2 separate regions of the Homo sapiens genome follow, and region 2 is linked to region 1. Evidence: chromatin loops called from intact Hi-C (ENCODE). Cell type or tissue: endothelial cell of umbilical vein. All regions are shown on one strand. Links, peaks and the distances in the headings refer to the core of each region. The heading gives the core; the rest is flanking DNA.

The links. Hi-C counts contacts between places; a loop is a spot of excess contacts. Peaks named below come from ENCODE experiments on the same cell type or tissue, not always from the same donor. Only the 100,000 strongest peaks of a DNase experiment are listed, where the experiment ranks them.
Region 2: it touches region 1 in a loop (6-fold over the local background); 2 of 110 quality-filtered maps call a loop at or near these places.

Annotation. Positions count from the first base shown.
Region 1 is chr6:153,164,546-153,169,936 of GRCh38, reverse strand. No RefSeq gene overlaps it. Among named protein-coding and RNA genes, the nearest start is that of RGS17, 36 kb to the right of the region's middle. In endothelial cell of umbilical vein, for the core only: no CTCF peak of the experiment used is centred there; a DNase peak (open chromatin) is centred at 2,456; H3K27ac peaks cover 2,138 bases.
Region 2 is chr6:153,089,880-153,095,270 of GRCh38, reverse strand. All of the region lies in intron 1 of RGS17 (regulator of G protein signaling 17), which reads left to right. Among named protein-coding and RNA genes, the nearest start is that of RGS17, 39 kb to the left of the region's middle. In endothelial cell of umbilical vein, for the core only: no CTCF peak of the experiment used is centred there; DNase peaks (open chromatin) are centred at 2,430 and 4,540; H3K27ac peaks cover 3,731 bases.

The DNA.
Region 1 (5,391 bases), core at 205-5,204:
CTCTAATTAAAACCCTCCCATTTTAAGACCTATTATTTTTAAGACAAAACGAAATGTTTTTATGTAAACTATGAAGATCTCAATTTGGATTCCACCTAACAACCCAGCATCATGTTTTTCCAACCTCTCTTCCTTTGCTATTTACTCCAGCCTTCTTTCAATCCTTCTTCTTGCCACTGTCTCTCATGCCACAGGACCTTTGCACATGTTCTTCTCCCTGGATTCATCCCACGTTTTTCACACTTAACTCTGAATAATTCCTTGGATCTTAGCTCAGAAATCATTTCCTAAGAGCATCCTTTCCTCTGTCTGCTACATCCTACAATTAGAACTCTGAAAGCATGTGAATCACTCCTTCACGTATTTATCAGAGATGCAATTTTGTATTAGTGTGTGTGTCGTTATTTGGTTATGTCTTTCTCTCTGTGTTTCTTGTCTTCTCCCGACCCCCAACATTGAGCTCTGTGATGACAGAAATGACGTCTATTAGGACTCATTTTTGTGTCCGCAGGTTCCAACACAGTATCTGGCACATAGATATAATAAGTCAATGTTTAATGAATAAGTGAACCACAAACTTTATATATTAGGATAAATAAAAATAATTGCTACTAAATTTATGACCCTAGAATCCATCCATAGCTTTTCTCTTAAAATTATTGTTATTAAATATGCCAATGATCTTAGTATTTCGGTTTCGCTGGTCACAGTCCATAAAAACTTGAAAAGTTCACTCTGAAATCCAAGACATAAACTAGATACCAAGTGTTAACCCTGTAATCTGTGTGCCCCGGGCCACAGAGATGCTGCTCCCTCAACATCCTTAGGTCCTAGAAAGCATTTAGGTAAACCAACTAGGGGAAAAAAAAGTAAAGAGTAGAAGAATACAGACCCACTAACAAGACCAAGCTCCCAATACAAAATGGAAGGGAAAGTATACCAGCAAAAGTACTGCGACAGTGGGTACATAGTAAGTCCTCAGCAAATGCAGGAGGATTCTCACAATTATTATATAGGCATAATGTTTTATTTGCTAATAAATCCTGACCATGTGCAAAATTCAGCTGCAATTTTCTTTGTGTTTAATTTTTAAATAAATCACTGTTTATAAAATTCTGACCAAGTTAATTTGTTTTTTTATACTCTTTATAGCAAACTTGTCTAAGGATCTAACTTTATGGAACTTTTTTTCACATTTTTAAGGAACAAATAGTACACTATGTTATTAGAATTCAGAGACAGTATTAAATTAAATTAATTTATTTTATATTTCTCTCTGGACACAGCTGAACCTTACAAACATGCAACAGCCAACCTGCCCAGCACCAGGCAACACATGGAAAACCACCCAGATTTCTCTAAAATCATTGGTTAAACGAAACTGTCATGGCTCAGTAGTACTTTGTGCTTTTGATACTGAAGCAACGTCAATGCTAGATGAACTTATTCTTAGTGAGAATTTGGCTGCTCACCTCTGGGAATATCATTTGAAAATAACCTAATGTTTTTAAGGTTACTCTTAGTGTGATTAAATAATTTCCAAATGGCTGCTCCAGGGTGAAGGATCTTTTTTTCTTTCTAGAAATAACTTCACCATTTTTTCAACCCCAGAATGTCATCCTCAATGTACAAAATAGATCATAAACTAAAACATTAAAGTAAAAATCAAACCTTATATGTACATCAAAGATTCAGCCTGTGTCAAACAGTGGCAAGCTTTATAAAGAAAGGAAAGAAGAAAGCCAGCACTCTTTGGAATAGAAGTGCTGTAATCCCTTACTAAAAACTCTGATTTAAACATGTGGTCTAAATACTGTAAGCACAGGAGTATCGCACAATTAGAAACATATTTAAGACAAGAATTTTTAAAAGACATGTTTATGCAATTCTGTACTTTACTCAATCTAAAAAGAGTGTGTGCAATCTTATTTATACATTAACCACTATCATGAAAACTATGGCTTAGATATAGCAGTGATAAAGTTTTTCAGTAATTTTTCTTGAGACTAGCAAGGTTAATCATTAGGATTAGTTTACATGAAAATGGCGAACTGCCTCTCTGTTTTTTCTTGAATTTCCATGGTGAGCAATAACCAAAAAAATTAGTATTCCTTCCATGTTATTCACGATTCTCCTATTTCATGACTTTATCAGTATCATTTGTAAAAAGAAATTATGTTTCTGTGGTTACTACTGTGAAAAGTCATTAAACAATGCAAGCAAAAAGCTTAAGATAAAAGCAGCATGCTTTCATTCTATTGCCAATATTCCACCGGTGAAGGCTGCACATCTATCCAAATCATGTGGGGAGGACTGAGATGCATGAGTAGGGTGGAGAAATAGTTGAGACCACTGCCCATTTTATGAGAATATAATGTTCACAACTCATTTTCAGGAAGCCATACTCTCTGTGTTTCAATAACAGTGATGAGTTTGTCCTGAGTCATCCACACTCTTGCCCAGATGTTTCTGTGAGTCAGCGCTTAATTTTTAACAAGTACATTCCGGGAAAACAAACATACAGCACAAGATATTTATATTAATTTTTAAATGTTCATGAAAATCAACATAATATCAAATTACTATAATTTCTAAACAATCTCCTATAATTATGTATAGATTTACTCCACAAAATGATTTAGGCCATCAATATTTTTCAGCACTGGTGGCTGAGGACTCTTGCTGACTTCCTGCAGCTTAGCAGGGAATCTAGGTAACGAGCAGCTTAACAGGACAATTTTGTATTACTCATCATTTTATTCATTCAGTAAAATGACCCCATTCATCCACTGGGGTCATTTTACTGCGATTCCCAAATCATTCAGGGCCACACAGATTTTCGGCCCTTCGTTTCACAAGATAGGAAGCAGAAAAGATTTTCCAACTTGGCTGCTTGCTTAGCAAGATTATAGACTGTTCTGATAAATCATTCTATTCACATTAGGCTGCATGGTCATCTTTTCAAGGCAGTTTGTTTGAGGATCAAGTCATGATCATGAGGAGTTTTTCATAAGTTAGTATGTTCCAATCAATGAAGTTGAGAGATGATAGATTAATGTGGAAAAGAAACCAACGATTATCATTCATATCTACTTAAGTCACAATTACTCTTATAAATGCAAACTATATAATTAAAACACTGCTTGAGAACAAAAACCAACCTCGCTTTATTAGGGTGGTGTGCAAAGGAATATAAACTGAGGCAACAGAGTCCTTTTTTGGGACTGATGCTTAAGATTACAGAATATAGCCAGTGCAGTCTGTTTATGAGAATCTGAAATATTAGGCAAGGCCATGTCACATAATCGTTGAAGGACTGTCACAACCAAAAATGGCTGCCACTTTTCTGAAAAGTCACACTGGGGAAGTGCTAGACCCAGTCAATCACTCTACAGATCTCACACTTAGTGACAAGAACTGCTGAAACTCTGAAAGGAGAAAATTAACAATAGACATAGAAAAACAATTGGAATATTTCAGAAAGTACTATGTTGCAGAAGTACTACTATGAATTTTAGTGGCCCTATTAAAAACCCTCTTCAAGAGAAGACATGATAGAATGTGCAAATTTACTTGATTTTTGTTAAAACCAAGTCTTGGTGAGTTAAAATAGGGAGTCCTCCTAAACTGTAGGACCTTCCTCTTTCTTGTCCTGCTCTATTTACATTGATTGTCCAATAAATAGAGGTTGTACAAGATAGAAATCATGAGATGTTCTGCATAGTTAATACCAGAAGTGGGTTTATAATAATCTGTATATCTATTTGATTATTCCATATAAATACTTAGAACCAGGAAGCTTAACTTGAAAAGTGACTTTATTTAGAATGGTAGACACGTCATAGATAGGTAATTCCTATCCTGCCATTATTTTATGAAATAGAATTGTAAAGAAAATATGTCGTTACAGGAATTCATACAATATTTTTAAGCAGAGGACATTTTCACATCTGCATTTGGAAAAATATTTTTGAAAGACAATACAGAGAGTTTGAAGAGCATAAAACCAATTAAAAGTCTATTTCAATGGACTCGGGAAAGGAACAGCCTAAGACTGGACATCTTATCTGTTTGATCTGTGCCTCAGTCCACCACCACCCCTTATTCTTCCACCACTGTTGGTAAAAATTGAAGTCAAAGCCAAGTAAATAATCATTGCAGCTAAGGTATCTGATATGTTTTGGCTGTGTCCCCACCCAAATCTCATCTTGAATTGTAGCTCCCATAATTCCCACATGTCATGAGAGGGACCTAGCGGGAGGTAATTGAATCATAAGGGTGGGTCTTTCCCGTGCTGTTCTCATGATAATGAATAAGTCTCATGAGATCTGATGGTTTTATAAAGGGGAGTTCCTCTGCACACGCTCTCTTGCCTGCTGCCATGTAAGATGTAACTTTGCTGCTCATTCATCTTCAACCATGATTGTGAGGCCTCCCCAGCTATGTAGAACTGTGAATCAATTAAACTTCTTTCCTTTATAAAGTACCCAGACTTGGGTATGTCTTTATTAGCATCATGAGAACAGACTAATACAGTAGTCATCCAAAGTGTCTAATTAGAGTCAAGACTCATGAACAAGGGAAGGTGATGGGCAGAGAAAAGACCAGCCCCAAACCACATTTTGGAAAGCAAGGCAGGAGTTAGAGGACTGAGGTGCCAGAACTTAGCAATGAGCACTTATTTTTATGTGTTTATACTTTAAGTTCTGGGATACATGTGCAGAACGTGCAGGTTTGTTACATAGGTATACATGTGCCATGGTGGTTTGCTGCACCCATCAACCCGTCATCTAGGTTTTAAGCCCCACATGCATTAGGTATTTGTCCTAATGCTATCTCTCCCCTTGCCCTTCTACTCCCCAACGGGCCCCGGTGTGTGATGTTCCCCTCCCTATGTCCATGTGTTCTTGCAATGAGCACTTTTTAATGGAGGCAGTAGGGAGATCCTGCCTTCAGCTGCTGGTAGAAAAGAAGCTCTCAGTGAGAGATGAGGCCAACTTGAAAAGCAATAGTACAGGTAAGCACTGGTGTGGGCTGAAAGACCCATTGCAAATGTGGTGGGGAAGCAACCACAAATGTGAGTACTTGATGAATTGGAGAACAAAGCACAGTGCCACAATGATTCTGCATGCAGGTGTGGAACGGGGGAAGCTGGACACCTTTCCCATGCTTCTCTTTGGTTCCAAAGGTTGAATGATCCCAGACCACCAGACCATAATCACAAGAAAGTTTAAAAATTTAACGAATATCAAAATAATCGGTTTCTGTATTATTGTCTAGTTAGGATTGTTTCATCACCTACTCCAATTGTGCAGATAATTTGGAATAGACTAACCTTTCTCTCAACTCTTTCCTATTTTCATATTTTATTAATTTTCATGTACTCACAAT
Region 2 (5,391 bases), core at 249-5,248, 75 kb after region 1:
CTTCAATATCCAAGAATATTTCATTATGAAACATAATGGTTTTCTCTTTCTGTTACTCAGGATCTCAATGATTCGCTGAGAAATAAACAAAACCAAATTTCATAAATACTAACCTAACCACAAAAAATGAGCCACTTAAATTTCTATTTTTCCCAAATTATTTTCTTAAAAACATGACTCTTTCAGAAATTCCCGGAAACACATACCAAGCCAACCATATTAAACTCTTAATGGATATATCTGAGATTATGCATCATTATTAATATTTTTGTTTTTGGAGACAAGTATTTATCTTCTTTTATGTATGAAGATTATGTTAATCACAAAATTCAATTCACAATTATATTGTGAATGTAATTATAAAAAGTGATTTAAAATGTTTAAAAATTAAATATTCTAATTCAGAAATTATTTATAGAGCTTTCATTGATAAAACTGGTTATACTCTTTGAAAGAAGGTATAAAAGCCCTCCATGAAGATATGTGCCATGTGTAAATGAGGAAGGGAAAAGAAAGAAAGAGAGCCAAAAAATTATTTTGAGACCACCTGCCATTCTTTCTCCCATTGATTGATTGTGTAATTTTCAAATTACTGACATATCGAGAGTATCTCAAAACACTACAAGAAAAGCCTGACAAAAAATTAAAATTATTATGTTGAAGCTGATCTCTTTCCTAGTAATCCTGAGTCAACCTTCTTAAAAGTGTTCAGTGTTCTGAATTTTCTTATTTGATTTTCAAAAAGTATCAAAATCAAACCATGGAAATTAGGTAGAGAAAAGCAAAGGTACAAGGATGAGAAGTTATCTATAATATTATCTAATTATCAACATTATTATGATATTATCTAATTACCAACTTTAAATGCATATCATTTAAAGAGTTCAGTAGGCCACTGAGCACAATGCTCACGCCTGTAATCCTTGCACTTCGGGAGGCTGAAGCGAGTGGATTGCTTGAGCCCAGGAGTTCAAAACCAGCCTGGCCAACATAGCAAAACCCCATCTCTGCTAAAAAAAATACAAAAATTAGCCGGGCGTGGTGGTATGTGCCTGTGGTCCCGGCTACCCAGGAGGCTGAGGCATGAGAATCGCTTGAACCCGGGAGGCAGAGATTGCAGTGAGCCAAGATCATGCCACTGCACTCCAGCCTGGGCGACAGAATGAGAGTCAGTCAAAAAAAAAAAAAGTTCAGTATAGATGTGTGTAATATATTTAGGCATAGTACATATGGAAAGCCTCCTCCATTGATGATACCAGATATTACATAATCGTATTTATATAATGCACTTTCATATACATTGTGACATTTGGGCCCGAGAACAATCCTGTGGGGTACTAGAGAATTTCATTCCTGTTTTCACAGTTGGGAAAACTAAGGCTAAGTAAATTTAAGTGACTTGTCAAAGATTACCCAGGGATTTAGTATAGGTAGGGCTGAAGTTCAAGTCCCCTGACTGCAAGATCAATGATCTTTTCACTAGAGCACTTTGAGTCTCCAGAAAGCTGCAAAAGGAAATTTATTGTATATTAATCCCCTTATCTACCAAGTCAAGATTGTGTTGAGTAGGTGCCATTCTGGGTGCCTTTCTGTTCTCTTTGACTACGTGGATTCTGTAAAGTGTGTGTACGATTTATCCTCCCCCTTAGGAACCTTGCCCGAAATGTATTCCAGTATTCTCACCACTTTTTCCCTTGTTTAGTCCTCATCCTTAAAGTAAGGCAAGAAATGATCATAATCAGGAGTTGAGTCCCTTGCCTGGTACTGAAGAAGCTTGTGGAAGATTGTGGAAGATAAAGTGAACATTTTCCTAGTGGAAAAAAGAAAGATGAACCAAACCAAGACTATAGTCGCAAATATTGCATTGACTTACAAAAAGGTTCACCACACTGGGTACCAGTGAGAAGTCATCCTTGGAGAACCATGAGTTTCAGAGATACAGAGAAAATCAGATCAGATTGATAATCTAAAATGCAGTTCATCTGCCTGTAGATAGCATGAACGCACCATAAAAAGAGCCATTGTTTTTATAGCCATTCACACAATAGCCACTGTTTTCATAGCCATTAAATAGCTATTAATGCAAACCTCTATTGTATTAATGACTATTCAAAATTAGAATCAAATGAGACACTAGATGTATGATATCTTAAAAAATAAAAGAATGTTTCAAGTACATAATACTTGGTTGGCAGACTAATTAATTCTTGATAATAATATTTCCTAAGTAGCATCTTTATGTTTTTTGGTTTCTTTAAGTTATTTTTAGTCTTTGTTAGGACTCTCTCCCCTGATAGAGGAAGCGTGGAAATTGAGTAATCTGAAGCCCTGGTAGTGTCAGGAGTTAGTCAGTCCATTTCCCCCCACCTTTCACTGGTTTTCAAATGAAAGCGAATCATAGAGGGAAATTGAAACCATAACTGCTTCTGTAACACTTTGTTCCTTAGGGGGTAGCTGGACTAAAAGGATGCACAACAGCAAAACGCACTTAAGTTACAAGTTATATGAGTCATCAGACACTGTTTGTATAATTCCAAAACATTCACAGGCTAAATTGAACCAGGATAATTTGTGAGCAATGTTCTGACCTCTAGCATTTCCAAGTCTTATTTGACTCTGTAGCTGAGAGGTATTTTTTAAGTGTGCCACTTTAGTTTTGTGGCATCCCAAGCCCATTCCGCACCAAGCCATATATAATTGTACATGTTTTATCCAAAAGGCAGAATGAGTAAAGATGGGACTGGAGGCGGGTGGAGACAAAAGGCACGCTGTGACAAAACAACCACATTAACTCACAGGCAGTTGCTTTAGAGAACTGATACCAAAATACTGTAGTTTCCTAGAGAGAGCTTCATGAAACATATTGGTAAGAAACTTCAGTGTCAAAAGCCAAACAGCAAACTCTCTTTTGACTTGTCCTAAAGCAGTGTTACCTGAGTCTTCAACTGCTTCCTTCAAAATCGTATAGTTAAATTTGTACCTTGGTGTTTAGATATATCAACATGACAGCATTTTATACAGGCAAAGAAGTACCCAAAGTGAACGGTTCTATGCCCCGTAAAATTTGAACACAGGACTTGTGTAGGTGGGTTTAAATAAGCTGAATTATGTCTATATTTTTAAAAGACAAAAATTCAAAGAGTAAGTCCAGTAATCTTTTGGAATTTTTTTAATGATTGGCTTAAGAGTTTCAGGTAGTAATAAATATAGTGGTAAATATCGATCTTGAGATATATCCAGCTGAATCTGGACATCGCATTTCTACTAGTTTTCCCAAAGGTGGGAATTTTTTTCTGTTTTATCTAAAAAGCTCGTGGCTTGATCTAAAGATGTGTCTGGTCAAATATTGATTAAAAATTGAGATTCTTGTTTTTCATTTCCCCAGATTTACAGAATATGATTAAATGGAAACAATGTTTTAAGGTCAAGTACTTTTATTACAATCTTTGAAGTATGCCGGCTGGGCATGGTGGCTCCTGCCTGTAATCCTAGCACTTTGGGAGGCCAAGGCGGGCAGATCACTTGAGGTCAAGAGTCCGAGACCAGCCTGGGTAACATGGAGAAACCCCGTCTCTACTAAAAATACAAAAATTAGCCATGTGTAGTGGCACACATCTGTAACCTCAGCTGCTCAGGAGGCTGAGGCAGGAGAATTGCTTGAACCCAGGAGACAGAGTTTGCAGTGAGCCAAGATTGCACCTGTGTGCAATCCTGTGTGACAGAGCCTGTGTGACAGAGCCTGTGTACTCCAGCCTGTGTGACAGAGTGAGACTCCGTCTCAAAAAAAAAAAAAAATCTGTAAAGTATGGATGTTAAGTGTCATATCTTTGCATAATATGTAGTTATGGAGATTTTAGCTCAACAGCCATTAATGAAGACATTTTCTTAAAAATATTCATGTGTTTACACTTGGCAAAATCATTTGAGATGGTTCTCCAAACTAGCCATTATCTTCATGTTCAAGAGTGGAATGCAACATCTCAGGAAACCAGGGGAGTGTATTTTAGAATCACTTGTGCCTTTAGATTGTTTTCCTAGGCAGCAACAACATGTGAATATCATTCTGAAGTAAGATTAATGAGTGGGAATCTATCCCAGGTTCATGCTATTTCTAAACCAAATTCTTTTTCCCTTGTAACTTTCTGGCTATATAATTAAGGAAATGCAAATTCCAAAATTTTCTTTAAAATATATATAAATGTTTACATTACTTGGTATTTATGAATATTTTCATCCTTGCCTAAATCATTGATTTATTATTTTTAAATTGTTTTGTTAAATGGTCTTACTTTGTTAAATGTTCTTATTGTAGGGCATAAGCCACCAGAGGAAAATGTGTACAGTAGTCCCTTTATCCTCAGGGGATTAGTTCCAAGACCCCTGTGGACACCTGAAACCACAGAACCCTATATATATATACTATGTTTTTTTACTGAACCCTGTATGTGCTGTGTTTTTTCAATCTGATTACTGAAACAGCTGTGACTGATGGAAGGTAGCATATACAGCATGGACACGCTGGACAAAGGGATGATTCACATCCTGGGCTGGAGACAGCGTGAGACTTAATCATGCTGCTCAGAACAGTGCACAATTTCAATCTTATGCATTGTTTATTTCTGCAATTTTCTTTCCTTTTTTTTTGTGACAAGGCCTCATTTCGTTGCCCAGGCTGGAGTGTAGTGGCTCAATCATAGCTCACTGCAGCCCTGCAGCCTCCAATTCCTGGGTTCAAGTGATCCTCCTGCCTCAGTCTCCTGAGTAGCTGGAACTACAGGGGTGTGCCACCACGGCTGGCTACTTTTTTTTTTTTTTTTTTTTCAGTAGAGATGAGGTTTCACTATTGCCCAGGCTGTTGTCAAACTCCTGGGCCCAGCAGATCCTACTGCCTCGGCCTCCTGAAGTCCTTGAATTACAGATGTGAGCCACCATGCCGGGCCTGGAATTTTCGATTTAATATTTTTGGACCATAGTTGACCTTGAGTAACTAAAACCACAGAAAGCCAAACCACAGTTAAGAGAGTCGGGTATTATATTTTTACCTCTACCTGTTTTAGAAGCAAACACCTTCAGTAACCAAGAAGTTACCAGTTTCCCAACTTTTCCTTTTTCATAAATTGATAATAATTTTTATCTTAGCTAAACTGATCGGTTTCCTTAACATCATACAGCAGATAGCAGTTATGAAAAGGAAAATTTAAACTGGGAATAAAAAATGATTATTCATACACTGTTCAATCCTTCAGTTAATCTAAGAGAAGCAGTTAATCAAGAGTAAGATGCTGCTGCCAAGGGAGTTGTCTGCTAATGATTATGTGGACTAGACACTGATGCCTGGAAAAGATTTATTAACAGTTTATCTTTTATGTGGAAAAAAATATTCATAACACA